Regions from separate parts of the Mus musculus genome. Here regions 1, 2, 3, 5, 6 and 7 are each linked to region 4. The links are chromatin loops, found by intact Hi-C in ENCODE. Cell type or tissue: left cerebral cortex. All regions are shown on one strand.

The links. Hi-C counts contacts between places; a loop is a spot of excess contacts. Peaks named below come from ENCODE experiments on the same cell type or tissue, not always from the same donor. Only the 100,000 strongest peaks of a DNase experiment are listed, where the experiment ranks them.
Region 1: a loop joins it to region 4, with 3 times the contacts of the local background. A loop is called at or near these places in 4 of 42 quality-filtered maps.
Region 2: a loop joins it to region 4, with 9 times the contacts of the local background. A loop is called at or near these places in 7 of 42 quality-filtered maps.
Region 3: it touches region 4 in a loop (2.4-fold over the local background); 5 of 42 quality-filtered maps call a loop at or near these places.
Region 5: it touches region 4 in a loop (2.2-fold over the local background); 5 of 42 quality-filtered maps call a loop at or near these places.
Region 6: it touches region 4 in a loop (4-fold over the local background); 8 of 42 quality-filtered maps call a loop at or near these places.
Region 7: a loop joins it to region 4, with 3 times the contacts of the local background. A loop is called at or near these places in 3 of 42 quality-filtered maps.

What each region holds. Positions count from the first base shown.
Region 1 is chr8:47,014,775-47,018,774 of GRCm38, reverse strand. The region is part of intron 1 of Enpp6 (ectonucleotide pyrophosphatase/phosphodiesterase 6); the gene reads right to left. Among named protein-coding and RNA genes, the nearest start is that of Enpp6, 30 kb to the right of the region's middle. In left cerebral cortex, a CTCF peak has its summit at 2,314 (motif pointing left); a DNase peak (open chromatin) is centred at 2,310.
Region 2 is chr8:47,369,303-47,373,302 of GRCm38, reverse strand. It overlaps a transcript of Stox2 not described here. Among named protein-coding and RNA genes, the nearest start is that of Gm39171, 48 kb to the right of the region's middle. In left cerebral cortex, CTCF peaks have their summits at 211 (motif pointing left), 1,471 (motif pointing right) and 2,377 (motif pointing right); DNase peaks (open chromatin) are centred at 1,510 and 2,404; H3K4me3 peaks cover 506 bases; H3K27ac peaks cover 260 bases.
Region 3 is chr8:47,203,633-47,207,632 of GRCm38, reverse strand. The region is part of intron 1 of Stox2 (storkhead box 2); the gene reads left to right. Among named protein-coding and RNA genes, the nearest start is that of Gm51570, 15 kb to the left of the region's middle. In left cerebral cortex, a CTCF peak has its summit at 1,936 (motif pointing left); no DNase peak of the experiment used is centred here.
Region 4 is chr8:47,287,530-47,291,529 of GRCm38, reverse strand. Stox2 (storkhead box 2) reads left to right here and starts at 2,128. Exons shown (of 4, transcript NM_001114311.1): 1 at 2,128-3,650. The coding sequence starts at 3,485. In left cerebral cortex, a CTCF peak has its summit at 1,940; DNase peaks (open chromatin) are centred at 2,331, 2,819, 3,066, 3,696 and 2 more places; H3K4me3 peaks cover 2,511 bases; H3K27ac peaks cover 2,600 bases.
Region 5 is chr8:47,019,792-47,023,791 of GRCm38, reverse strand. All of the region lies in intron 1 of Enpp6 (ectonucleotide pyrophosphatase/phosphodiesterase 6), which reads right to left. Among named protein-coding and RNA genes, the nearest start is that of Enpp6, 35 kb to the right of the region's middle. In left cerebral cortex, a CTCF peak has its summit at 2,295 (motif pointing right); a DNase peak (open chromatin) is centred at 2,380.
Region 6 is chr8:47,343,580-47,347,579 of GRCm38, reverse strand. It overlaps a transcript of Stox2 not described here. Among named protein-coding and RNA genes, the nearest start is that of Gm39171, 22 kb to the right of the region's middle. In left cerebral cortex, no CTCF peak of the experiment used is centred here; a DNase peak (open chromatin) is centred at 1,650; H3K4me3 peaks cover 1,198 bases; H3K27ac peaks cover 1,298 bases.
Region 7 is chr8:47,030,669-47,034,668 of GRCm38, reverse strand. The region is part of intron 2 of Enpp6 (ectonucleotide pyrophosphatase/phosphodiesterase 6); the gene reads right to left. Among named protein-coding and RNA genes, the nearest start is that of Enpp6, 46 kb to the right of the region's middle. In left cerebral cortex, CTCF peaks have their summits at 2,088 and 2,287; a DNase peak (open chromatin) is centred at 2,397.

The sequences.
Region 1 (4,000 bases), 270 kb after region 4:
TAAGGGTGGAACTGGGAGGAGGGGAGGAAGGGGGCTGAGATCAGGATGTAAAGCGAATAAAAATAAACAAAGAAAAACAGCAGAAATGTATCTCTCACAGTTACGGTGGCTAAGAAATTCAGGAGCGGAGGCAACAGATTCAGGGTGCAGAGAAGGTGGGCACTCACAATGTTCCTACACCAATCTCACAGAGGAAAGAGCGTGCAGGGGAGGTGGCACTGGGGACCGGAGTGGGGATCTCTCTTGGTCCTTTCTTTCTTTCATGAGAACACTATGAGAGCTTTGCCTTCCTCGCCTGATCATCCCCAAAGTCTCTACCTACTGATGTCACCTCTCCGAGGTGAAGACGGTAGTGTCTCTATAGCTGTTGGAGCACTCTATCACGCCCCTGCGAGAAGGATAACTGTTTCTTGTGTTAACTTGCTTTTAATGCCCAGGCAGGGTGTGCGGAAACAAAGATCAGTCTTGGTTAGCTGTTTCTGGTGATTTGGGGAGGACACTGACCAGGGCCTCGTGAATGCTGAGCATTTTTAGCATGCTGAGGGAAACAGTGCTGCCTGGATTTGGGCTGATTTCCTCATTTTCCCTGCGTGGTTGGATCAGGGGACTGCAGCTTTAGAGCAAGTCTCCAGATCCTGGGCTTCTGATATATTGTTAAATAAAAGCATGCAGAGCTTTAGTTATCATCCAGATTTGTTATATCCTACATACTTTTAAAGAAAGTTCCTTGATCATCTTTATTGGGTGTGTGTGTGTGTGTGTGCATGTGTGTAAGTGTATGTGTGTGACAGTATATGTGTGTGTGTGTGTAGATATGTATGTGAGAGTGTATGTGTGTATGCCTGTGTATGTGTGTGTGTATATATATGTGTGTGAGTGTGTGTGTGTGTGTGTGTGTGTGTGTGTGTGTGTGTATACATGAGGCACATGTGGCAGTCAGAGGACAACTTGCTAGAGTCAGTTCTTTCCTTCCACCATGTTAGGCCCAGGGATTGAACTCAAGTGACTAGGCTTAGCGGCAGATACTCTCAGCCATTTCATTGGCCCATTGGAAGCTCAGTTTTTGCCAGTGTGAGTCATTTAGTTTGTTGATGCTAGATTTTGCTGGCCTACCTAAGCTCACAGCCTCAGTCCAGACACTCCCATTAAGTCAGACCAGTCTCTTTCTGTAGTCAGGGGTGAACAGCTCTCCTGTAGCTAATGTCGCTATTATAGCCACAGCTTAAATGTCCCAGTCAGTGATCAGACTATAAACAGGTGAACCTGGAATAGACACAGGTCCTGCTTAACAATTTGGGTGTATTGTGCTTCTTGGGTGCTGTGCTGAAAGATAATTTGCCTCAGGGAAGAAAGACTACACTCAATGAGCAACTCAGCACTCTGCTAGCTGTGAGAAGAATCTCTTTGTTGCACTGATAATTTCAGTTCAAGGGCTCCATTCCACTTGTGTGTGTGTGTGTGTGTGTGTGTGTGTGTATGTGTGTGTGCGTGCATGTGGGTGTGTCTCTGTGTGTGTTGGTGTGTTTTATTGATGTTTTAAGTTAGCCAAGCAGGCAGCACCAGGAAATGTGAGAACAGGAGTTCGGGACCTGTGAGTGAGTTGTGGCCTTACAATCCTTTTGGATGACGACAGGCGAAAGCTGACATTCCAGCCCTACTCCCCACCAGCCCTGGACCTCACTTGACCCACTGAGCTTCACCGGGCTTTAGTTTTCCAATCTGTGAACTTGACCCACCAAGCTTCACCAAGCTTCAGTTTTCCCTTCTGCGATGCTTTTTGGGTTTTGTTTCTCTTCTCTGCTTTTCGTTTCCGTTACCCCCGCCTCCCGTTTTTTAAGTTCTGAGGAACCCAGGACCTTGCTCAAGCAATGACTCTGCCACTGACATACACCCTCTGCCCTGATTCCTTATTTGAAAGTTGGACACCATCAAGCCTTCCGCCAAGCTTAAATGGTGATTGGTCAGTGCCCGGGGTAACACAGGCCACTGGTAAATGCATGTGGATAGCTACATCTCCGTGAAAGGACAGCCTTATTGAGCAGTGCGGCCCCTTTAAACGGTGTCTGGGAAGGGTTGGTGATGGGCTGTGTATTTTTTATGTGTTATTTACTTTCCCATCTCCTTAAAGACAAATCAAAGAGACATTACTACCCACACTTTACTCTGGACAGTCAGGTGAAGCTAAAAGGATCGCAAGGAGTGCCGGCTAGACTCAATAATTGACCAAGTAATTGACCAAAGAACATCCAACACAGCTGAGAAAACGCCTGCCTAGGACCTGAGAAATGCCTGGCCTGACACTGCCCTCTAGTGGTGGTAAAGATAATCTCTGCTACCCTCAATGATAGCCAGATGTAGGCGTACTGGTGTGCCAAGCAACACGCTAGCCTTTTCGTTGTGTGTCTTGAACACTCTCCAAGCTCCATGGCATTCTTAGATCTGCTTTGGACTATACTAAACATTTCAGGAATTCTGACACCGATGGCTCTGGAAGCCACGTAGGACAGGATGAAGATTTTACTGGTCATTTTTTCTGAGTCTTCATTCTCACAGACCACCACCAAGCACGCTGGTCCTTACTGGACTTTGCTCTCTTTTCCAGGACTTTAAATTCATATTTATATTTTATCATTTTTCACTCCATCGCTCCTTTCCTTCCTTGCTTTCATTCCTGTTCTTGGTTAGGTCACCAACTTCTCTTTACCCCAACCCTGTATGGTCACTGTGGTGAGCACTGGTCTCCAACACAGTTTCTCCCTCTTGAAGTACTTCCGACTACTCCCTGGGATATTCCTCTCACATCTCACCCGGGGTACACTCAGTGCCTTGTAGGGCCACCTTGGGCTGAGATGAGGGGCAAAGTATTTGCACCTAGTCTTAACTGGTCCAAGGACAGTGTCCCACCCATGACCACAGTGACAGATGCTCTGGGATCCAGGCTGGCTGGGGTAAAGCCTTGTCTGTGAGTTACTCATGCTGAGTCTCCTTTTGGTAGCCAAGCTGGGAAGAAACGGTCCTAGTATAGACACACTTCCTGGAAGGCGCTCCCTGGAAGGGCTGTTCAGGCTACATCAAGGAAGCTAACAGGAGAGAACAGGAGACATGGCATGTAGCAAGGTGAGTCCTGGGCAGGGTAGAGTGTGATTCACATCCTCAGCTCCCAGATTCCTCTTACACAGTGATAGCTACAGGACACACCATTGTGTCCCGACTCCACATGTCTTTCTTCCCATGCTGAAATATTTTCTTAAAGAAAATTCTGGCGTTATCATAAACATGGTCTGTGCCTGTCTTCATACTAAAGGGTTAGGGTTGGGGGATTCAAACATAGTTATAGTCAGCAAGACAGACCACCATCCCTGAGTGACATCTGACCCATCTAGGTAAGGTTTTCTGACTCTTTTTAAAAGTCTTAAATTCAGTTTCTTGTGCTTACGCGACAAGTGCTTTGCAGATTGAGCCATCGACATTACACCCCAGTGATTTTCTTCTAACCTACCCATGTACTAGGTACATTTTGAGGTTCTGCAATGAAGCAGTAAGCAAGAGAGACCAGTGGATTGAGATAACAGTCAAAAAGATGTAAATTACCCGGGAAGACAAACTCAGCAAGTAGAGCTGAGACGTTAAGAACCCACACTAGGGTGCAGCTTCACATGTCTGAGGAGGTATCTTAGAAGACAGGGATCACACCCCAGTGGCCATCTTGCGATGCTCCTGAGGCTGCCACACTGAAATCAAGTAGGGAAAAACGTCTTCCTTGGAGGAAAGAGAGCTCAGCACATTGAAAGACAAGGAGAGTCTGGCAGGGTAGGAAACAAGGGAGACACTATGAGAGAGGCTGACAGAGTGACGAGCCACTATGTGGATGCATAGCTTTATTCTACATATAAAGGGAGACATCCAATGATTCTCCTTCGAGGAAGACACTGCCTGAGACTTTGTGGGTTGGTGGATGTTTGGCCAGGGAAAACTTGTTCCTAATCTCTTAGACATGAGA
Region 2 (4,000 bases), 82 kb before region 4:
TATACTTATGAATTTGTTGCTAATATTTACCTGGTTTAATTTTACCTGTGGCTATTGTAACTAGTGCTGTCATAAAATTAAGATATAGGGGCTGGAGAGATGGCTCAGCGGTTAAGAGCACTGACTGCTCTTCCAAAGGTCCTGAGTTCAATTCCCGGCAACCACATGATGGCTCACAACCATCCATAATGAGATCTGGCGCCCTCTTCTGGAGTGCCTGAAGATAGCTACAGTGTACTTACATATAATAAATAAATAAATAAATCCTTTAAAAAAGTAAAATACAAATACCTGTTTGATGTTTTAACTGATTGAGACAGGGTAGTAGTTACTGTGTAGCCTTGGCTAGCCTGGAACTCCCCATGCAGACTAGGCTGGCCTTGAATTCACAGAGATCTAGGGCTAAAGGCTTGTTGAGCCATCACACCTGTCAATATCTTCATTAAAACTTTTACTTTACATTATGAGATTAAATTAAATTTTGATCCTGCAGATCATACAAAATTAAAAGTAAAATAGAAAATCACTTTTCACATTTAGGTAAAACTTTTACATGAGTAAAACTACATACTAAATTTTGGGTCATTTTTATTTTAATATGATTTTTATGGTCATTGTAGTTATTAAAATGTTTTCAGCTGGGCGTGGTGACGCACGCCTTTAATCCCAGAACTCGGGAGGCAGAGGCAGGCGGATTTCTGAGTTTGAAGCCAGCCTGGTCTACAAAGTGAGTTCCAGGACAGCCAGAGGTATACAGAGAAACCCTGTCTCGAAAAAAAACTAAAAAAGAAAAAAAAATGTTTTCCGATGGCCCGGAATGATACATTTGTGTATGATAATTTGTTACATTTGTGTATAATTTGTTACATTTATGTATGGTAATTTGATTTATTACTCCCTTTTCCCTGTTACGGTTCTCCAAAGACATAGGATGTAGACTCAGTGCTATGCACCCTGTCTCCTACCCCCAAGAACATCCCCTCTACACATATTTCTCCTCCCCGGACACACAGGCACATACAGAGCGGGCCAAACTGGACAGGAAGACAAGCTGGAGATCGGGGCTGGAGATTCTGAAAGGTGCCTGCTGCCTGAGTTCCCATGGCCATCTATCCAAATCAGAGAGAGTAATCTGCTTTTCCCAGAGTCAACTGAGTGTTATTCTCATCTAAAACATACACAGTGGCATCTAGATGGATATTTGACCAGATGCCTGGTTACCATGGTTAGACAAATTGACTGAAAGGTTGTACCTACCGTTCTCCCAGGTTAAAAAGAAAAGAAAGAAAAGAAAAGAAAAGAGGAAAGGAAAGGAAAAAGGAAAGGAAAGGAAAGGAAAGGAAAGGAAAGGAAAGGAAAGGAAAGGAAAGGAAAGGAAAGGAAAGGAAAGGAAAGGAAAGGAAAGGAAAGGAGGAAAGAAAAGAAAGCACAACCTACACATGTCATAGCTCCTATAAGCCACTAGAGGGCACCATGACCATAGGAAATGGAAGGCATAGTGCCCACACTTTCTTTTAAGATAATCAAAGCCAGGGTAGAAACTCTGAGGGAAGCTTTCAAGTCTCTAATTTTTGTAGCTGGGAAAGTTGTGACCTTATGAAAGGCTACACTATGGGCTATGGAGGAAAACTGAAGTTCGGAGTTAGAACCATGACCTTTCACCTTGGCTTCTCGTGATTTCCACATAACGGCACACACTTTTGTTAGTGATCTCATGGCAATCATTTGCAATGCTGGGATTGTTTTGTTTGTTATAAGCTACATCTGAGAAAGAGGCCTCATCTTGTAAGAACAATGTAGGTGCAGAGTCTACAGAAGGAGTTACGGCAGGGCGGCTGCTCAGAGTTCCCACCCTTTGTTGGTATTGTGTCCAGAATAGTTTGGCTGAACACACAACACACTAAGGGTTTTCTTTGTTGGTTTCTTTTGTAAAACACTGGCTTCAAGTGACACCAGAGAGGCTTGCTGTGCACACAGTCTGGGTGCAAACATCTTTTCTTGGTGTGTGTGTGTGTGAGAGAGAGAGAGAACATATGTATGTGTGTTAGTTGCCAGGCAGTGTGTGTGGGGGTGTATTGAGTGAAAAGTGATGTCCCATGCAATAACATATATAATTTTTCTTTCATTTAAGAGTCAAGTCTAAATTTGAGAGCTCTAGCTCGTTAGTTCCAACAGGTGGATGAAGGGCTAATTTCTTTTGAGCATGCATGCATAATTTAAAATAAAAATTCTATATAACTTGGGAAAATACCATGTTTTGCCTTAAGTATCCGTCCTTTCTGGTTTTGTGGCAGCCCAGCCCCGTCTCCCTGTCCTAGACACCTTTCTCCAGGCTCTTTTCCTCTTCTTCGAGCTGCTGTCGCAGCCTTAGTCTCCCCACTAGGGGGCGAGCGAAGAAAGGCAGAACCAGGTCACAGGCCCGTTTGCTGCTCCAGGAAGAGCAAGCAGAGACTTACATAAGCGGGGTATTTGGGGCACTGTGTGGGGTGGCCATGTCCTGTACGTTGACTCTATAAAACTGTCAGGGATCCTCTCAGCTCAAAGGCTCCCACTGAAAATGATTAAAACACAAGATGCAACGGCAATGGGAATTTTAGTAGGATAAGCTTACCTCAGGGGCCAGATAACTCTCCTCGGTGCGATGAGTTTGCTATGGTTTGTCTGACTACAAGTACATGCTCAGGAACGTGGTTACTCAGTTCTGAGAGACCTCACAGCTGTGGATCCGTGAGTGTTTTCATCATCTTGGTATTGAGTGTCCTCTACCGCAAGTGCTAGGGACCAGAAATGGTTTTAGTTTTGGATGTCTTTGGACTTTGGTATATTTTAATAAACATAATGAGATATCTTGAGGACTGGACCCAAGTCTAAACAGGAAATTCACCTATGTTTCCTGTACTTGTATGTGTAGCCCGGAGATGATCTTAGATGGAATCTTTAGCGTGCTCTGTTTGGACGTTGATGCTTCAAGCTTCTCATGAGTCAGGTGTGGAGTCTTGGATGGGTGGCTTCTTTTCACCGTTCGAAAAGTTTTGCAATTTGGAACATTTCGGGTTTTATATTTTCGGACCTGAAATATTCAACTTGTGTAACAAGATGATCAGAACTATCTGTGGTCTGCCGGCCGCTCCTGCCTCGCCTCTCACATCCAGTCTACTTCTGCTTTTAAAACGAAGCTCATTTGGTTGCCAGGTCGCTCAGAGTCATCGACCACTGAGAATGACGGTTCTGAGTCCACTCGACATTCAGAAAAGGAGGCCGGGAAAACAACATCTTGGAGGCATTTGGGAATACATCCCAGGTGACTGGGGCAACTGGACTGTCCCAAGAACGCAGGGAGGAGGAACAATGAAAAGCACCCCCGGGTCACTTTTACCGTAGTGGGTACGGCAACTCTGCTCCTGTCGGGAAGACTTTAGTTTCCCAGGCAGTCATACAATCTGAAGGAGCCATTTCTATGGGAAAAATGAATGCTGGCTTTGCCTTCAGCCTGCTTTGCTGCGTGCTTGCCAGCGTCTGGCTTAGGTAATTAATTTCCTTATGTAATCCCCTGTTGGAGAAGTTAGATGGATAATGAAGCCACTTGATCCTTTCGTGCTCATTTACAAGACACAGTCATTTCTACCTAGCGCCCAGGTAATTCCCCGTTTCCTTAGCTGTTGCTGCCTCTCTTGACTTGAGCGTTTAGGAATCTGGGGTTGTTATAGGCGGCCTCGGGCAGGCGCCGAGCAAAACCGAGCCTCCCTGAGCATGCAGGATCGTTGCCTGGGCTGTATCGGCTTTCTAGTTCCTTGAGACATGACTGGACTAATTTTTCAGATGCTTTGAATGGAGTAGAGCAGACTGTTGCTTTGCTGTGAAGAGCAAACATGAAAACTCCCAACCTGAGAGTCAAGGCCTATCCATTTCCCTTTAATTACCTCCAGAAGTCCCTGTTAATGATTCAATAGTTATAAAAGTAAATTATAGGTGCTCTGGAACTCCGTTTGCAGTTTCTTTT
Region 3 (4,000 bases), 84 kb after region 4:
AAAGCTATGGTCTTTGACTTGTGATGCACGTGATGACAAGAGGCAAGTCCTGAAAAAGTCCACCCCAGAAGCACCTGTGTGGTGGATGCATGCAGACACACACACACATATACATATAGATATATGTTCACAGACACACACATACAGACACACAGAGAGACATACACACAGAGAAACACGCAGACAGACATGCACATAGATAGACAGACACACAAACACAGACACACAGACACACATACTGACATACACAGACACACATACTGACATACACAGACAGACACACATATACACACAGACAGACACACATACAATCACACAGAACAGAGACACAGAGATACACACAGACATATGCAGACAGACACATAGATGCACACACAGACACACACACACACACACACACACACACACACACACAGAACTTTATCTGAGTTCTGGAAGAACCTGGCATGATGCAAGCACAAGGCTGTGAGCCTGTCATGAGAAAGGAGCTGGTGAGTGGGGGGTTGGGGGGTGGGCAGGGTTGATCCCACAGAGGTAGGCAGATGGAACTCTGCAGATCCTGTAGAACTCATAAGGAGTCAGATTTCTCTCCAAGTGTCAAAGGCAGTGCTGTGGGGTTCAATGCAGGGAAATAGTATGATTTATGATTTCTCAGGAGAGAACCTTGGCTGCTTTGTAGAAAGGGGCTATTAAAAACCAAGCAAGAGAGGCTGAACGCCATGAAGCTATTATAGCCGGCCAGGTGAGAGATGATGGGAGTTTTCGGTAGGAGTGGGCATGTGGGAGACGTGGCATGGCTCTGCAGCTGGAGTTCAGGGACCAGTGCAAGGGAGCGCTGGTACAGACGGTGTGCAAGAGAGCGCTGGTACAGACGGTGTGGATTGACCTAGGAATGGATGTAGGAGGGAACTAATGTTATCTTAAAGCAAGATAACAATGAGATGGCCAGGAGACTGATATTTGGAGCATCCCATTTCATTTTCTCTGTATCCCAGAAAAAAAAGTTACTGTACATATTCATTGTTATGTGAAATGTGCAGGTTATTTATTTATTTATTTATGCAATTATACTTGAGGAGTGCTCAGTTTCTGCCTCTCGCTGTGTGTGTGTGTGTGTGTGTGTGTGTGTGTGTGCGCGCGCGCGTGCGCGCGCGTGCAGGGGGCGGGGGAGATGGCACTCAGTGAAAGAGAAGAAGCTGCTAAGGATGTACAGAAATGAACTGTAATGCGGAAGGGCAAGCAGAAACTAGTTGATTTTGCTAATTGGCATCTGTGTAGGGAAGCCTTTTGTAAGCTATGCAAAAATCACAGAGTGCTGTCTTTGCGGCTTGGTCTTCTGAGAAGTTTTTACTTTTTGAAGGATCCAAAGATGGTCGAATCTGCTTTTCTGCTTTGGGTTTCCCCTTTGGTAGCAGATCCCATCCTCCTTACCACAGACTTTTAGACTCATTCGGGAAGACTTTGCGGTCCCTGTGGCTAGAGTAGTAACTCAGAGAAAACTCAAGCTTCCGCACCTCTCAAGTCAAAGTCAGATTACTGAGAGCCTGAAGGGCACTGGCTGTGCCCATCCCCCTCCCTGGCTTTGCAGTATCAGCGCAAGCTCACCTGTGCTTTTGAATAAGATCGTGTTTGGAAACTGTTTGAGTCTGCCCTGTGGTCTGAACATCCCTGCCCACTCAATGCACAAAACTGACTTTCCTAGTAGAAACCAGAAATCCCTTGCATTCACTTCTAACCACTCCTCCTCCACCAGACATTATAAAAGCTCTTCAGAGGGCTCTGCTTTAGGAAGTTCTAGAGTCTGTGGGTTCTATGTTAGCTCCTTCCCTAATTTCTGCTGATTCTTTAAAACATCTCCTTGGGCCCGTGCTGAATTTAGATTCTGTCTGTAAGTACTCTGACCTGCTCCTCCCATACCCGACTGAAGCCATAGCAGAGCTGATGGAGCCCCCTAGTGATGCTCTGGGGAGGGGAGACTGAACTGGAATTGGGCTGGGAGAGGGACACAAGCCCCAAGTGTCGGGCACTGTTTCTGCTGCCCCGACCAATACAGTTGCTGGATTTAGCCCAACACTCAGGGATCTCCAGTTCCGGTGCCTGATTTCATTCATTACATCATTTCAAAGTTGGGGTCAAGTTCTTCCCTTGGAGTCCTCTGTATTCTTCTACAGCCTAGAAGGTGTAACTCATCTCAGCCTTACATGCTCAGACAGCAGGGCGGATGGTCTACCTTAGAGCACCCAGATAGCTTCTGGAGAGGCTATCACTCAATGTTTCAGGCTGATCTGAGCCTTGGCTTGAGCCAGCCGTGTTAGCTTATTACTTGAGAAAGCATTCTCAAAAAGCAACAATAAAAAGAAAGGGAAGGGGGCTGGAGAGATGGCTCAGCGGTTAAGAGCACAGACTGCTCTTCCAGAAGTCCTGAGTTCAATTCCCAGCAACCACACGGTGGCTCACAACCATCTATAATAAGATCTGCTGCCCTCTTCTGGTGTAACCGAAGACAGCTACAGTGCACGCACATAAAATAAATAAATCTTTTTAAAAAGGGGGGAGGGGAGGGAGGGGCTGCAGAGATAGCTCAGCAGTTAAGACCAAGAAATGTCTTCCAGAGTATCTGTATTCAGTTCCCAGCATCCACATTGGGTGGCTTACAATGGCCTGTAACTCCAGTTCCAGGAGCCTCCATAGGCACTGCACACACATGCATATACACATACACATATACGCAAATACATACATAAATTAAAATAAATCTTCTTTTAAAGATTTATTTATTTATTTTATGTATATGAGCACTCTGTAACTGTACAGATGGTTGTGAGCCATCTGTGGTTGCTGGGAATTGAACTCAGGACCTCTGCTCTCTTTGTCCTGGCTCACTCCGGCTCAAAGATTGACTTATTGTTACATGTAAGTACACTGTAGTTGTCTTCAGACACACCAGAAGAGGGCATCAGATCTCACTCATTACAGGTGGTTGTGAGCCAACCTGTGGTTGCTGGGAATTGAACTCAGGAGGAGAGGAGAAGAGAGGAGAGGAGAGGGGAGAGCCTGTGTTGGAAGGGCAGCCTAGTCCTTGGGCAGGAAAGTTTAAGGTTGGGGACCAGGTATGCCAGATAGGGACTGAGGGATGCTGGGAAAACCTGGAGGCCAGATCTGCTTTGTTTTGTAAAATATGCACCTCAGTGCCTTGTCCCAGGATCCAAAACCAAACAATCCCCACCCCAGAAATGTCTAGGAAATTCTAGGAATCCTGGGGACCCAGCTGGACCATCTGCAAACTGTAAAGAATTTTGAGTCCGAGAGCCAAGTTTACATTACTGGCTGATACTTAAGGAATCAGCATCTCTCACCCTTCAGTGCTAGTTCTCAGCTTCCCCTGTCTCCATCATCCCTCCTAGCAGGCAAATAGGTAAAAAGGTCATGGTGTCTATTCCACTATAAACTGCTCTGTCTCCTTCCAGGAGATCATCTGCCGGGCAGCCACAGTCAGTTTTCTTAAATTCGCATCTGCTTCGTTATTCTTTAAGTTTCTTCCACTGGCCATTGTTCCCCAAAGGATGAAAGCCCTGAGCGCTCAACTGTGGTCACATGGTGGTTCCTATAGAGCAGGGCTCCTTCTCTACAGCCCTGAATGCATCACCAGCTCCCAGGCAACAACCGCCCTCATGCCCCTTGACATCAGACACAGATCTCAAGGCCTTAGAAAAGTCCCAGAGTTTCCTACAACGAGTCCCGCTGTCAGCTGTATATGATGCTGACCCGTCTTCTCTTCTGGGCTGGCTGTTCAGTTGGCTGCTGTGTGTATGTCACAACACCGTGACCTTGATCTCCATGGCTGCCTCCTCCACTCAAATAGAACTGTTCCAAGGCAAAGACAGTTGTGGACGGGCTGCTTCTCTATCTTTGTGAGCTCCCAATTCCTCTGGCAGATGGCCGCCACAGGAAGACCCTCAACATTTGAATGAATGGGTCACCGTTTCTCCCCACAAATGCA
Region 4 (4,000 bases):
ACTGGGGAGCCCCAGTGATCCTCTAGTCTCTGCCCCTCCAAGTGCTGGGTTTACAAGCGCACACCTGGCTTTTTACGTGGGTTGTGGTTTTATAACTCAACTCCCCATTCTTGTAGCTGAACTGAATCCCTAGCAATTAAATCTTAGTTGTGAATTTCTCAGATTGAATATTGGGGTTCCCAACAATGGGCTGACTTGGTAAATAGATAGTTCATGACTAGGATACGCTATGGCTCTAGGAGGACTTGGCGGCTAGGCGCTGTGGCTGGGGAATCCCGGGGTCCCATGAACAAAGCAGTCTTTCCCATAGCACAGATGAATGGACATGATGAACCCGACTTTCCCAGTGGCTGCACTCATCCGTTCTCTTGGGATGACCATTGCGCATTGTTAGCTGACGTGGGTGAGTCAGTTACTGACAGTGGTGGGGGTGGGTGGGTGGCAGCGGCTACCATACCTGCTTCATGCATCATCTGGGTTCTGAGAACCCTGGCATGTTTGCTGCCTGCTTCTTAGGTGCCTGGTGTGGCTGCTTGGCCAGTGGATGCTCTCAGTTCCCTGCAAGGTCTGTTGTCACAAGCGACTGAGACCAGATGTAGCTCTCCTCTTCAAATGTATACCAGCCCCACTCATCCTTTCACAGTGTGAACATGATCATTTTTTAAAAACATATTACATGTAATTACCAACTAGCCCCTGCCTTATATTATACCCTCTAAACTCCTTCTATATAGAAATTATAAAATTATGGCTGTATTTTTGCTTTGAGTTCTTCTGTGGCCCCCAGTCCATCAAGAGTAGGAAATAAAACTTTGAACATGGCTAGCAAGTCCCTGCATGATCTACGCTCCCTCTCTCTGACCTCACCGCCCACGGCTTTCCTGTTCAGCTCTGACTCCAGCCATACTGGCCTTCTTGCATTTCTTCCAACAGAAACCAAGACTGGTTTAGACTTCAGGACCGTCGCACTTGTTCCCATGGCCCTGGACACCAATCCCTTCACTCTTTGAGGGGCTCTTCATGCTCTAGGCCCCAGCTACTGGCATGCCTCACAGAGGTTAATGCATCTTTATAAAATGTGGCACAACTTTTGGCTTTAACTCAGCTTCCTGCATTTCTTTTCTGCTGGACCATTCATTGCATGGGACCATATTTGGTATGTTGCCTATTTAATCTGCTCAGTGAATGAATACCAAAGTTGTCACATGATCACAATCCCTCTTAAGTCATAATTACTGCAAAAATTTGTGTGACCATTTTGGTGTCTTGAGAACTGATGTTTTGTTGATTTGAGATACCTGAATGTCAGTAACGCCCATTCGTGAAAACATTAACAAAAAATTCACCTCTATGGCCCTTTACACATTGATCTTCTAAACCAGTCGTCTTTCTGTTCCTTGCCATTTTAGCAAAGGGTACCTTTTAAAGGCTTGTCTTGAATCTAAAAGGAGGTCGCTAAACATTTAGCTAATAGGTTTGTAGTTAGTAATTAATATTGCTTGATGTAGTTATAGGTTTTATATGCGACTTGTGGCTTTTTATCCCCACCCCCTTGGTATCCACAGAGAGGTTGTTCTGGCTATGTATTACCAAGCCACATACTGGAGATGGATGATGGCCTCCCTTCTAGATCTCATTGCCTTTCTGCCTCCTGGATGTCTTGCCAGAGCTTCCTGAATCTTAACCCTTTAGGGCCCTCCGACTGCTGAATACACGTTTCCATGAAGGCTTCCTATTGCTGGCTCTGCATCTTGTCACCCATCAGCGTGGAATGCCACCTTTAAAAATGATTGGGAACGTCTCGTTGTCACAGATGCATTAAAGAAAAGGAAAAAAAAAAAAAAGAAAGAAAGAAAGAAAAAAAAAAAAAAAAACCACCCAGCTCAAACGGGAAATGACAGATCACCTCCAGAGGCAATCAAGTTTATTCTCCTTGTTTAGAGCTCAAAACGCATTTTTGGCAACCCAAATGGGGAGGTGAGAGTGGTGGATAAGAATGGGAGTGGCGGCGCGTGGCGGGGCTGGCGGCCAGGCCGGGCGCCTTTAACTCGGCGTGACCTCGCGTCTGGCCCGCGCCCCCTCCTCCGCGCGCACCGCTGTCCTGCAGCGATTGGTGCTTGGACCATAAGCAGCTGTGCAGGGCCCGGCGGTGCAGAGGCCCCGGGCCCGCCAGCGCAACCAGGCCATTGGGGAGTGACTTCCACTCAGGATCGCAGAGGGCGCAGGCCGTTGGCGCGTGGCAGTCGGCGTGGGCCTGGCGTCCCCGCGCGTTCGCGGCGCCCCGCGTCTCCGGCTGGGCGCAGGTGGACCAGGCCGGGCGCCGCAGATCAGCGCGTTCCCACGAAGGCTAGCCCTCGGAGCGAGGGGGAGGGACCATCGGAAAGACGTGGAACGATCCGCGCGGTGTCATCCGCAGGGCCCAGGCCCCGCGCCGCCGCCGCCGCCGCCGCCGTCGCCGTCGCCGCTGGGGCTTTGCTGCGGGGATCTACGCCGAGCCTCCGCGCTGCCCCGAGATTAGCATGACACTGGGTAGCCGTCCCGCTTTCGGCGGTGCCAGAGCGCAACGCGCTAGTCCCCGAGCCGCGATGGCCTCGCGCGGGGGCCGATCGCCGGGCTCCGCAGCCACCGCGGCCCGTGAGTAAGAGTATGCCTGCGGCGGGGGACCCACGCGTGTCGGCACGCGCCCCCACCCTCCCGCGCCCCCGCCAGCCTCGGAAGGAGGAAGCCTGACGGCGCGCCGCGGTCGCCAGCACCCAACGGGGCTCTTCCTGCGTTGTCGCAGCGGCGGTCCCGGTGCTCCCGTGCGCCCCCCGTTCGAGCCTCTGGAATGAAGACTGCCTCCCGAGGACTGCGAGAGAGAAGCAGAGACAGCGGGCGCCGGGGACTGCGGCCCTCGCGGCTGGGAGGTCCAGGGGGACGCGACTCGGACGCTGTCATCCCCACGCCTCGCGCTGAAGCCTCCTAGTGCGGTTGGGGCTGCCGCCCACCGGTCAAGCTGCCGGGGCGTGCGATCCCGGGTCGGCCCCCGGAGGCCTCGGCTTCCTCATTTGTTTGGGTCTTTTGTGCTGTGGCGCACAGTTGGCTAAGCACTCCTGCGCTGAATCGGGCCATTGTCTGCGCTCCCATTGCTTCCACGCTGCAAGTCTCGGCGCCCCCACCCGGGCCGCCCCCTCCCGGCCGCCGAGCCTCCCAACGTGCCTTCCCCCTCAGGAATCTGGAAGCTGGAAGCCCGGCGGATTGCAAATGAAGTGGAATGCATTGTGGGACGAGTGTAAAATCCGAGCCTTCTCCGTGGGGGTGTGGGGGGGCGTGGGGAGGGCCGGACCTGCCGCCGGCGGTGTAGACACCGACGAGAAGAGGGGCTGGGGGAAAAAATGTGCGCAGAGTCCTCCCGGGTCGTGGCCTCGGTAGACGGATGAAGCAGCGCGCTGCGCCCTGGCGCTGAGGCCCTACTATCGGGGCACCAGGGTCGCCCTTTCCCACCATGAAGAAGACCCGGAGCACAACCTTGCGGCGAGCCTGGCCTAGCTCGGATTTCTCGGACCGGGCCTCGGACCGCATGAGGTCCCGCAGCGAGAAGGACTACCGCCTGCACAAGCGCTTCCCCGCGGCCTTCGCGCCCCAGGCTTCTAGGGGCTACATGACATCAGGTTGGTAAAGCACGGTTCAGCCGCCGCCTGTGATTGCTGCGCCGCGGCTAGTTGAGGGTTTGGGGTAGAGGAGGACCTGCGGTGATGGATGTGCCGAGTTATGTATGGGGAGAGCAGGGAAAAATTAGCTCCCATCCACCATTTTGTACCTCTGTAAGATCCACAGCAGGCCCTCTCAATATGGGGTTGGAGAGCTATTCTTTAGGTAAAAATCGGGGAGGGGGATTGAGCTGAGCATCTGGTCTGCAGGGAGATAGGATGGCTGCAGCCTTCCCTGAGCTTTGTGAAAGGCGAGCCTTAGTCCAGGGTTGCCCGCAATACCAGGTTCGCCTGGGCCTGCCTGCATTATG
Region 5 (4,000 bases), 270 kb after region 4:
CACATTTTCTCTATCTGTTCTTCAGTTGAGGGACATTCAGGTTGTTTCAAGTTTCTGGGTATTACAAATAAAGTTGCTATGAACATAAGGAATGGCCAACCAATGACTGGCCCAAACTGAGACCCATCCCATGAGAGAGAGCCAACCCCTGACATTATTGATGATACTCTGCTATGCTTGCAGACAGGAGGCTAACATAACTGTCTCCCGAGAGGCTTCATCCAGCAGCTGATGGAGACAGATGCAAGGACCCAGAGCTGAAGATTAAGCGGAGCTTGGGGAGTCTGTGGAAGAGTTGGGGGAAGAATTGAGAGAACCAGAGGGGTCAAGGACACCACCAAAAGATCTACAGAGTCCACTCACCTGGGTCCATGAGACTGAATCCCCAACCAAGGAGCAGTCAAGCCTAAGTCCCCTATGCTGACGTAGCAAATGTTCAGCTTGGACTTCATGTGGGTTCTGTAGCACTTGGAGCAGGGGCTGTCTCTGATGGGTCCCTGTCCCCTAGCTGGGCTGCCTTGCCTCGCCTCAATGAGAGAAGATGCACCTCGCCCTGCTGCAACTTGATAGGCCAGGGTGGGTTGGTATCCATGGAGGGCTTCCCCTTCTCTGAGGAGAAGCTGAGGGGGTAGTGGGGAGTGGGCAGTGTGAGGGTGGGATTGGGAGGAAAGGAGGGCCGAGAGCGGGATGTAATGTGAATGAATGAATGAATAAATGAATGGGAAAAAAGAAGAAAAAGGAAACGCAAAGGGGAGAAAATAGAGATAAACCAAGAAAGTTCTAATGAGAATATTCCCCCTAGCACTTGAGAGCAAGGGGTGGGTGAGCCTGTGTGTGTTCAGATCAGTGGGTTATAGTATGAAACTTTGTCTACCCAAATACTTTATGCGATAGATACACTTAGAATTGTGTATTGCTTCATCAAAGCGTCAGGCATAACCGCATGCCCGGTGTTTTCTCTGACCGGTCCCTTGTTGCTATGAAAAGCATCTGTTTACCTTTCCTGTTTGTAGTAAAAGCAGAGCAGGGCATGAGAAGAAGACTAAGGGAGTGCACACAAGGCACATGCCCACTCTAACCTGGTTGGAGGGGTCCAGGAGGGCCACCTAGAGGAGCTGGAACTGGAGGTAAGGGGAGCTTCCTCCGGCACTCCACCCAAAGATGGGAGCATGTAGAGAGGGGTGGGCAGATAGGGAGCTGGCTATGTCTTAGGGGGACAAAAAATAGATGCTTGCTTTTTATCAGACTGGGGGATGAAAGTAAAAACGTGGCTCACTTGCTCTGAAAAGAGCCGTGCTCTCGGAGCTGTGCTGGTCTGGCACAGGTGAAATGTGAGTCCTTCACAATCCTGGCAATAAACAGGTGGTGCAGGTTGCTTTGGGGCTGTTTAGTGAGGAGGACTGTTTAGTGGGGAGGACTGTTTAGTGGGGAGGACTGTTTAGTGGGGGGACTGTTTAGTAGGGAGGATTTGTTTAGTGGGGAGGACTGTTTCGTGGTAGAGCAGCACAGGGGCCCATTACTACCAACCACCACTTCCATCCCAGAAGGCTAATGAGCAAGAGGAAGGGTGTGGTCATCAAGTGCCCTCCTCTGTCTATTAAACTCCTATTCCTTAGTCTATAGACAAGCTGCAGAGGATGAGGTACTACACAAATAGACTAGCAGAATCCAAGACTTTAAAAAGAAATTTGCATTATTGCCTTAATAGGCATCCTTAACCAAATATAGGAGGCCCCATGGGCTGTGGACCCCCTGAACACAGACATGTAGGTTTTAGGGTACCCCAGGGCACAAAAGTGGAGGGGGCCTCGGGTGTTCCTTCTCCTCTAGGATCTCTTGACCCTTGATTCATGGTGTAGGAGCTCGTGCTCAATAGAGCTGGTCCTTCTTTGTACGGGATTTTGTCTTCCTCTCTTTCCATCTTCTCAGGATCAACTGTAGCATAAAAGTATTACGTGGGGTAGTCCAGAAATAAGAAACCCTTAAGCTTTAAGTTGCACACCACTCTAACCCCAGCACCAGTGACACTGAGAAGGTAGTGGAAGGTGTCTCACTCTAGGTGTTTTTGTCTTGTGGTTGTTTGGTCAGCATACCTCTCAGATTCAGAGATGCTGGCAGGTGGGAATATTAAGGCTTAAAGTGGCTGAGTGGTAGGGTTGGGGCAACAGAGCTAGTGAGAGGGCAGGGTGCTGGGGTAAACTGAGTCACATGGTTGCCAGCACCAAAACCCATCCCCAGCCCAGGCCTCCAAGCTTTGGCCACTTCCACAGCAATTGTCTCAGACACTAAGATGTCCACAAGGTGGCACACAGCACTCCAGAGTACCGGGCAGACAGCAATCTCTTACAGCCAACTATCCCCCACAGCATCCTGGGATAACGGCACACAAAGGAGTCTATGATCTCAGATTTCCTCTCCTGCTGGAAAGAGTCCAGCTGTGGAAGGAGAGGCTCCCAAAGTTCTGAAATCTGGGGTCTCCGGTTAATGCGTTTTAGACACTGGTCATATATACACATTCCTTTAAACTGACATAGCGCCAAGAAATATCTTTATACGTCCGATTCCAAGGCAGGCAGCTTAAGGATATGTTATGCAACTCAGATTTCCACACGCTAGACTCCTCTTAGCACATATCCTTGAACATTTGGGAATCTAAGGATCAAGTTAGACTGTTTAGGTTATGATCTTTCAAACAATGTCCCCTCAGCCAAGACATATAAAAGAATTATCTACTCATTGCTCCAAGCACTTAACTTCCACATTGAAATTTGCTGTGTATATCACCCATGAGTTATCTGTTGGGAGATATATGCTATTTTCCTAACATGTTCGAAGATAGATTTTCGTACGGTGAAGAAATGGCTTTAAATAAAACATGCAAGATTAAATTGAAAGAAGCATCTCACAATTTGCACTTCTTTCAAAGTGACTACTGATGTGTGTGCCAGACAGCGTCGTGATTAGGGGGAGTCACAAATAGTGCAAGGCCAAGATAGCAAGAGATAGCAGGCTTTGATTATAGTGTGAAGCATAAAACCTGCAATAAAAATAACCCAAAATGTTAAAAGGGGGAGAGATTTTTCACTGGAGACGTTCACACTCGTAGTTTTGAGGTCACCAGACAAGGGAGGGTGGAAAGCACTCCCTTAGCACTCTGTAGGTTCCAGTAGCTTTGAGTAATTCCCTAATAATGAATTAAAAGTATGATTTTTTTAAAAAATCATTTTTCCTGCATAAGAAGAAAACAGAGAGTGTGGGATTTCTGTTTTGGATACCTTTTCGTTTGGAAAGTTTGGTTTTACTAAAGCTCAAAGAAGTTGAGGGCAGAGATGAGGTTCTGATAAAGTCCCAGGTTCAGTCTTCAGCATAGCAAAGTGGGGGAAAAGGAAGGAAGGAAGGAAAGAAGGGAGGGAGGAAGGAAGGAAGGAAGGAAAGGAGGAAGGAAGGAAAGGAGGAAGGAAGGAAGGAAGGAAGGAAGGAAGGAAAGGAGGGAGGAAGGAAGGAAGGAAGGAAGGAAGGAAGGAAAGAAGGGAGGGAGGGAGGGAGGGAGGGAGGGAGGGAGGGAGGAAAGGAGGAAGGAAGGAAGGAAGAGCTGAAAACAGTTTTCAGACAATAAAAGCCACTGTGATCTCTGTGAAACTCAGAAAGCGACTGAGTTCATTACCATGAGTGAAAAAAGAAAAGGTTTCTTTGGACTTTTTGGTTCCTTCTTAAGTAACAGTAAGGGGTTGGGAGGGGAAACTAGTTTATTTTGACACCTCCTCAGTAGATGGAACTCGGCCAACACCTGTCCCATGGAGGCTCACCTCTCAGCTTCCCCTGTGGCAAGGCTATGAGCGTACTCTCTTACTGGCCCAACTGCTCTTTCCTCCCCCTAGGGACATCAGGTTCCTCAGACTTACAGAGCTGGTGACTCGAAACTCAAAGACACAAGGCTCCTGCCCCTCCAATACTGCCAGGACTGCAGGAGGTGGGAGCCCTCTCTCCTGTTCTCTTTCTT
Region 6 (4,000 bases), 56 kb before region 4:
TCCGTGGTATCTACCTACTTATATATTCTCATACATACAGTCTTTGGAACGGTGATAATGTCCACTGTGTTATTTGTAGTCTGCTTTTGTTAGATTTTGTTTGTCAACTTCTGTGGCTGTAATTATTATGGCTTTTCATGACTGTGTGGTGATTTGATCTCTTGACCTGTGTGCTGTTCCAGAGTATTCTATACAGCAGTGCCAGCGAGTCATAAACCTTCATGATTCTTGCTGCTCTTCTGATAAAACCCAAATGTAGGCAGCTCCCTTGCCTCTCACCTAAATAGGATGGCTGCTGACCTCCCCCAGTCTTCATTATGCCCTTGCTCAGTCCGATGAAAATCTATTCTTTGGGGTACAATTGCTCATTCCACTACCTTTGCTCCCCCTTGTACTGTAATTGTTCAGGAAGATGGGGGTGTGGCGAGACTATTCTGAAATCTCCCTGCTTCTTGCTCAGTGACTCAATCACTCTTCAGGGTCCATTCCTATCCAGAGTCATGGGCGCTCTTATTCCCGGGACCACCACGGGACCCAAGTGTCTCCCTGCAGTCCCACCCTGCCACAGGAGCCAGAGAAGTGGTGAGAGAGACCAGAGTGCAGTGTGACAAGCTGCTCAGATCCACCGAGGTTAGCTGAAGATCAGAGAGCCCGGGAGTGGGCTGTATGGTCTGTCAGGGGGATGCAGGGTGGCCTCAGGGGCAGAGGAGACCAGAGAAGCCAGAACTGGAGTCCAGAGAGGTGGTGTGGGCAGGGAGGGATAGCTTACATGGTAGCAAAAGGAGTTGCCAGAGTCCTGAGTTTAGTTCACAGAAGCCACAGTTTAAAAAACGCTAGGCGAGGGGATGGAGAGATGGCTCAGCGGTTAAGAGGACTGACTGCTCTTCCAGAGGTCCTGAGTTCAATTCCCAGCAACCACATGGTAGCTCACTGTAGTGGGATCCGATGACCTCTCCTGGTGTGTAATAAATAATAAATGAAAACAAATGTAATAATAAATAATAAATCTTTAAAATATATAGATATGTAATATTCATATATATGTATGTAATATGCATACATACATACATACATATGAGTAGTGGATCCCAAAGTTGTTCCCTGGTCTTCATGTGCAATCACTCCCACACATGCACACATTTATAGACATGCACAGATAAGCATGCATGCACATCTCCCCCCCGCCCTGCCCCCTGCCCTTACAGAAGATGTGACATGGTAGAAGTCCCCTGATAGCAGGAGCAATCTTGTCACCGTTGGCCAAAGGGAGGGTGGGATGGCAGGTCCGGAAGGTCAGAGTCCTGCTTAGACTGCCTCCTTCCTTTCCTTCAGACAGGGTCAGTTAGGCAAACTAAATGGTAAGGTTCATATGACTAGCTTGGTCTTTGTCCCCAGGGGCTCACAGTTGAAACTCCAATCAATTTCCACATTTTTATGGCTATGATATTACTAGCCAAATCTTAAAACTCAGGTGTCATTGGGACAATCACAATTATTTTATGCTGATTTTTTCTTTTTTAAATATACTAAACCCATCGATATCCAGAGCTTCCTTTTCCTCTTCTGAGTATTCTTTCCAGGCAGGATCAGTTCATACCGGCAAGAATTGCAGGCGCAAGTGTATGCGCATGCGTGTAGTCGTGAGTGCGCATGCGTGTATTCATTTATTCTGTGTCCATGTATTGAAGCCAGTTAAAAACACTACTGAATGTAGCAGTGTACGTATAGTGATATTGTGGGAGCCTTTGGCTGTTTAAGGATAGTCTATAATTCTGCAATTAAATATTGGTGTCCCTTTAAAGCCACATTCCTATTTGCTGACGTCTGTACCCGCTTTGGTTGTTCTTCGCTGCGTTTCCTAATCAGGGAAAATAACTTGCTCCAGCGTTTGAATAAGGACACAAGGAATTATTCAAGCTTCACAAATGGAATCCTGGTGTTTGAAGCCGTGGGGGACCTTCCATTCGGCCAGGCCTAGTCATTATATAGAAAATGACCCAGAGGCACTCAAAGGTGAAGCAATTTGCTTAAAATGACACAACTAATGAGCAGCACAGGCAAAACTGAAATCCAGGACTTCTGGCTTTCATTCCGGTGACCTTCCCACCATCCCATGCAGCCTGCTAGTTTGTAAGAAAGGAAGAAAAAACAAACTGGGGGCTTGAGCGGACATATTGCTTTCATTCCCACACCTCTGTATAGAGCGGGGAAAATCTCACTGTACTATAAAGGAAACATTTAAAAACGTATTAGGGCAATGATGAAAAAATGAGACCGGGAATATTTGTGATATGCTAATTAGAAAGTATCTCATTATGCAGGAGACGGGAAACTTGGCAGAGGGCGACGCTATTCAGAGTAACTTCAAAGGTGGGATAAAAAGAGTGTTCTTTTTATTTATTTGATAATGTGTGGCTGCCATCAAATTTCTGGTAGGCTCTGACACTTTTATAATAAGCCCCAGGGAAACTGGGGGAACCTGTCAGACACTTGGAAGGGAACTAAGGCTTGAATTGCCATCGCAGGCTCCTCAGGTAGAAGATGGGCCTTTTCTTGACTGCCAGGCTCCTTCCTGTGGAGACTCGTCCCTGCCACTATTGGTTGTCTGGAATGGGATCTTATTCTGGCAGCCATGTTAATCACTCCAAGGTGACCTCCTGTTTCAAGAAACAAATCCTTTTCATTTGTTGTTGTGGTGTGCTAATCTACCATGAAAGTCTTTTATTTTTTATTTCTTTTGGTGGGGGTTGGGAGATATTACAAAGCAAATTTCTCTCCACAACTTCCAGATCATTCTCCAACTGGAAATAATGTTTATTCCAGAGTTTTCTTTTTTGTCAATTACATTTTATTGAAGATAGAAAAAAAGATATTTTTCTTTAAAAATTTTTTTAAATTTAATTAATTTATTTATTCTCTTTACAACCCAATATTACACCTTCCTCTCCTCTCAGTACCTCCTCCTGAAAGCCCTCCTTCTACCATCTCCTCTCTGGGTGTCACCATCACCCTACACACCCAACACACACACATAAGTTGCTGGGGTACTAGGCACATCCTCTGCTACTGAGGCCAGACAAGGCTGTTCGTTTAGAGGAATGGAATCCACAGTAAGGTAGGCAGGAGGCTCAGGGACAGCCCCTGCTCCAGTTGTTTGGGGGACCCGCATAAAGACCAAGTCGCTCATCTGCTACATACATGCAGGGAGCCTAGGTGCAGCCCGTGCTTGCTCTTTGGTTGGTGATTCAGTCTCTGGGAGCCCCCAGGGGTCCAGGTTAGTTGACTCTGTTGGTCTTCCTGTGGAGTACCTGTCCTCTTCAGGTCTCTCCATCTTTCTCCCAACTCTTCCCTAAGACTCCCTGAGCTCCATCTAATGTTTGGGTGTGAGTCTCTGCATCTCTTTCCATTGGCTGCTGGGTGTATGGGTGACTCTAGCTGAGAGTCTACCAGAGGGGGATATAGATCCTGAAGTGCTCACTTCCTGTAACCAGGAAGGACTCCCAGTGATGGATAAGGACAATAAACCACCCGTAAAGCTTTCTAACCAAAATGTGTCCAGCCTGCAAAATGTGCAAGGACAAGGGTAGAGCAGAGACTGAGGAAATGGCCAACCAATGACTGCCCCAAATTGAGACCCATCCCATGGGCAAGCATCAATCCCTGACACTGTTAATATAACTCCGTCATGCTTGCAAACAGGAACCTAGCATAACTGTCCTCTGAGAGGCTCTTCCAGAGATTTCTAACTGACTTGGAAAAATCCCACCCGAACCTGGTCAAACTTCTAATGTAAAAGACAGTCAGTCATCCTTCACCCCCTCAGAGACTAGGGCAAGCTTTTAGATTCCTCAAGGGGTAGGAAGAACTCCCAGGAAGGAGGGGACTACCTCGCTGCCTTGATGCTCGGGAACAGGTGAAAGCCTTTGTGACCACTGTCTTCCTGCCAGGCTACTCTGCTTTTCTGGGTGTTTCCCATCAGCACAGGGTTAGTTTATCCCAC
Region 7 (4,000 bases), 260 kb after region 4:
AGATGACCTTTCCACAGAAATTCTCAATAGCCACCCCCAATTACTCCTCTTCATCCTCGGGATATCCACCCAGCTCTGAGTTGCTCTTCAATATCAGTAGAAGATGCGTTTTTGTCCTCCAAAGTAAAATTTCCTTGACATCAAAAAGTTCGAGATCAATATGTAACTAGCTAGCTCTTAACCTTTGTGGAGCAGCGGTGGGTCCCAGGTACACTACTTCTGACTTATTTCAGCCTTGAACCATTTCTTTAGCATGGTTTCCTCTGTGCAACCACACAGGAGCGGTGGGCAGGGAGGGCTTTGTAGGTTCTGTTGACAAGCCTTAACTGTGTGAAGATCTGGGCTGAGGGAGGGCGGACTCTTCCTCCCTGCTCAATTTGTCACACCAGGGCTCTCTCTACCTGACAGGAAGACTTGAACTACTGCCATCTCTAAGTTGCACTTCTAAATATTGACTTAATGGAGAGACTCAAAGTGTCATAACACAGCTCACTGGAGCCATGAAGATTGTCCAGGCCTCACAGAGAAGTCTGTACAATGTCCCACGGGGAGTGGAAAAGGAAACAGAAGATGAAGGAAGAGAAATAAAATCCAGGCGTGTTTAGCAGACATGCATGACACTTGGCTTAATCTTGTAGAGACAAATGAACGCTTGGTAGTTCATTGTCCAAGGCTGGAGTATAGCAAGGAGGGGAGAGAATGAACAACAGTGACTAGGACTCCCTTGGGTCTTCACTGGCAGAAATTAGGTCACTGGGGTACCGCAACCTGGGCTGGGCAGCCTGCCCTCAGAAAGACTTCAGTTGGGTGTTCAGTTTTGAAGGACTAGACAGTGTCTAGGAAACAAGGAGTTTCTCATTTAATTCCTGTGAAGACTTCCATTCAGATCGTGGGTCAATCTCTATGATGGTACAGGGAGGAAATCTCTTTTTAGCCTCTTTCTTTCTCATTGTTAACTCAGGCAGTTTTACCATGTCATAGGAACTGCTGAACTATGACTCAAAAGAACTGATGGGCCCTTCTGGAAGGAGCTGTAAGGGCTTAATGAGATACAGTACAAGGGAACTAATTTCGAGATCCATCACATATTCAGTGATACATAAATTAAGATTCTTGATGATGAAAGGAAAAACAACACTCTGTAATAAGCAATAAGAACTTTGGCGTATGACCACTGCCTCTCTCTGGATTTCCTCCCACCTTGCCATACCACTGGCTTCTACGGCTATACCACTGACAGAGTGGTATGCAAGCAAGGACTAGACATGTTAGAGGGTAGCAATTGTGTGGTTGGTGCCTTTTAAAACATTAAGATTTAAGGTTTCACAATAAAGACAATGAAGCCAGTCAGATATTACAGAAGGTAGCTACCATGGTATTGTGGCAATATTCACCTTGGTGGTCCTTAGGGCAATGACCAAGAAATGTCATATTCTTTCTTCTGTGTCTATGCATGCAATCTCTTGTGTTCACTGACAATGATGCTTCTAAAACCAACCTTAATATGCAGCAAACTCTCGGTTTTAGACCTCACCAAAACAGGCTTAACTCTGAACTTGACCCTTTAGATAAGTCTCCTGAATTGACCTACATTTCTTTTGTCTAGCAACCAACTTCATGGCCATAGTTGGGTATTCTATTTTAGATAAAGGAATCTCTTTAAACTGTTATGTTCTGGGAGCCACAAATGTTTCCCCATAGATTCACACTTTGAATGCTTTCTCTCATGGCACTATTGGGTGATGCTATGGTGATGCTATGGTGATGCTGTGTAGGTTACTAGGACTCAGGGTGGGCCTTTGACAGTTGTAGCCTCATCTCTGATTTCAGTGGTCTTTGGTCCACTGAGATGTGAATGGCTGTTCTCTGCCACCAGCTCCACAAATTATAATTTTCTACTCAAGTTCATGGTACCAAGTGGCTGTGGACTTCAACATTTGAAACCAGGAGCAAAATAAACCCTTCTCTTAATTTCTGTCAGATATACTTGGCCACAGGGACGTCAGATGTGACTGATTCCCCTTCCCTGATCTGAAGCATCTCAAGTTAGTTTAGGTGACTGATGGGTATGAACAGTCCATGGTGTCACTCTGAATTATCTCTGTCGGCAGAATAAGCCTGTTAGCTCTGCACAGTGTGGATTTAACACAGTGTGTGCTGGCCTTCATGAGCATGGGGCTGCCCTTTGCAGCCTCCATACTCTGTGTCCAGTGCTCCTTTGATATCTGGCACGCCCTTGTGGACCCTGAGCATCTCTCCATGTGTTGCCACCTCCAGATAGCATCCTCCGAGCTCCTGTGGAATGCCCACACCCTCAACACAGGCCATCTGTGACTCAGCTTCTGATGACTCATTCTCCTCTCCCTTCTCCCCCACGCCTGTCAGTGGCCCTCTCCCACAATCCACTCTGCTTTCACAATTCTCTCATCTGTTTCTGCCCCCGCCCCCCAGCTCTCCACAACCCAGGCCAGCGAGATCTCTGCTGCTTCTGCCTACCTCCCACCTGATCGTTGTTCATCTCTTGTAGACTTTTACCAGTAGCTGGCTCCGTAATGACAAGAATCTAAGTTTTATATTGTTGGGAGAAAGCACTATAGCCATGTATCATATTGCTACCTCACCTGCTAAAGAATGAATCCACTGTAGCAAAGTCATTGTTTGGTCAGTGTTGAATTCCTTCATACTTTGTGTGTGTGTGTCTGTCTGTCTGTCTGTCTGTCTGTCTGTCTGTGTCTGTGTGTGTGTGTGTGTGTGTGTGTGTGTGTGTGTGTGTGTGTGTGTGTGTGTGAAGAAGACTTGCTTGAGTCTGTTCTTCCAACATGTGGGTTCTGGAGGTTGAGCCCAGGTCTTCCGGTTTGGCTGTGAATGCCTTTGGCTGACCCTGAATCTCCTCATTCCTCATGAAAGCTCTTCAGTGGATGGAATGACAGTAGCCACTGACGTTTTACAATGGACATGGCAGGTTGTAGCACTACTTGCTTCATTACAGTAAAACAGTTTTGCTTCCCAATTGTCTGGATGTATAAAAGGTGCCAGCTAGAAGAGGTGTTACATAATTCATTACCAAGCAGTCGTACTTTGATTTTTTTTTTCATTTTTGATGCAAAGGTAGAGAAATGCAAATATATTGGATAAAATTTTCAAAGAATAAATAAAAATGTTATTTTGAAAAAAGTATATAGAAACAGTATATGCAATTCCTCTGTGATAAATCAGTGAGCAGACTAAAAGTGAGCTCCCTTACGTATTGAAAACGTTGCACGTGAAAATCAAGCACGAGACACTGGAACAAGAGAACCAGGAAGTGACGTTTTACCCGATGACGCTATAGAGCTCAAGAAAGGAATTTTTAAAATGTGCCCATATAATATCTTTGTCATTTATGCATTTGGGAGATGGTTATTATCCAGACTATACACTGAACTAAAAACAAAACAAAACAAAACAAAACAAAACAAAAAACAAGAAACCCAGTTAATAGACTGGATAATGAAATAAACAGATAATCCATAAAAGAAAAAATGCAGCTATCTGAAAAACTCCAGCCTCATTAACAACTGCAGAAATACAAATCAAAGCTACACTAAGAGTCTGTCTTAGCCCTGTCAGAGTAGCCGACCCTAAGAAAACAAACAACAAATGCTTGCACAGATCTGGACAAAACAGAATCCTCGTGCTCTGTTGGCCGGAATGTAAGCTAGTTCCAGCACCACAAAAATAAGTACGGAGGCTTCTCAATCAACTAGCAACAGATCTATGGTATGACCCAGCTACACCACTCTTGAGCAGTTATTCAAAAACCTTCTAAGTCTCCTCACAGAGCCCTTGAGCGCCAGTTCCCTGCACCACGATTCACTAAGTTCTAGACCCGACCTAAGGGCACAGTCACAGAGGAATCAAGGAGAAGAAAGGCAGCTTACATACACCGTGGCTTTCATATCATTGGTAGGAAAGCGAATGCAACTGAGACAATTAAGCAGAGGAGGTCAACCTCCGAAAG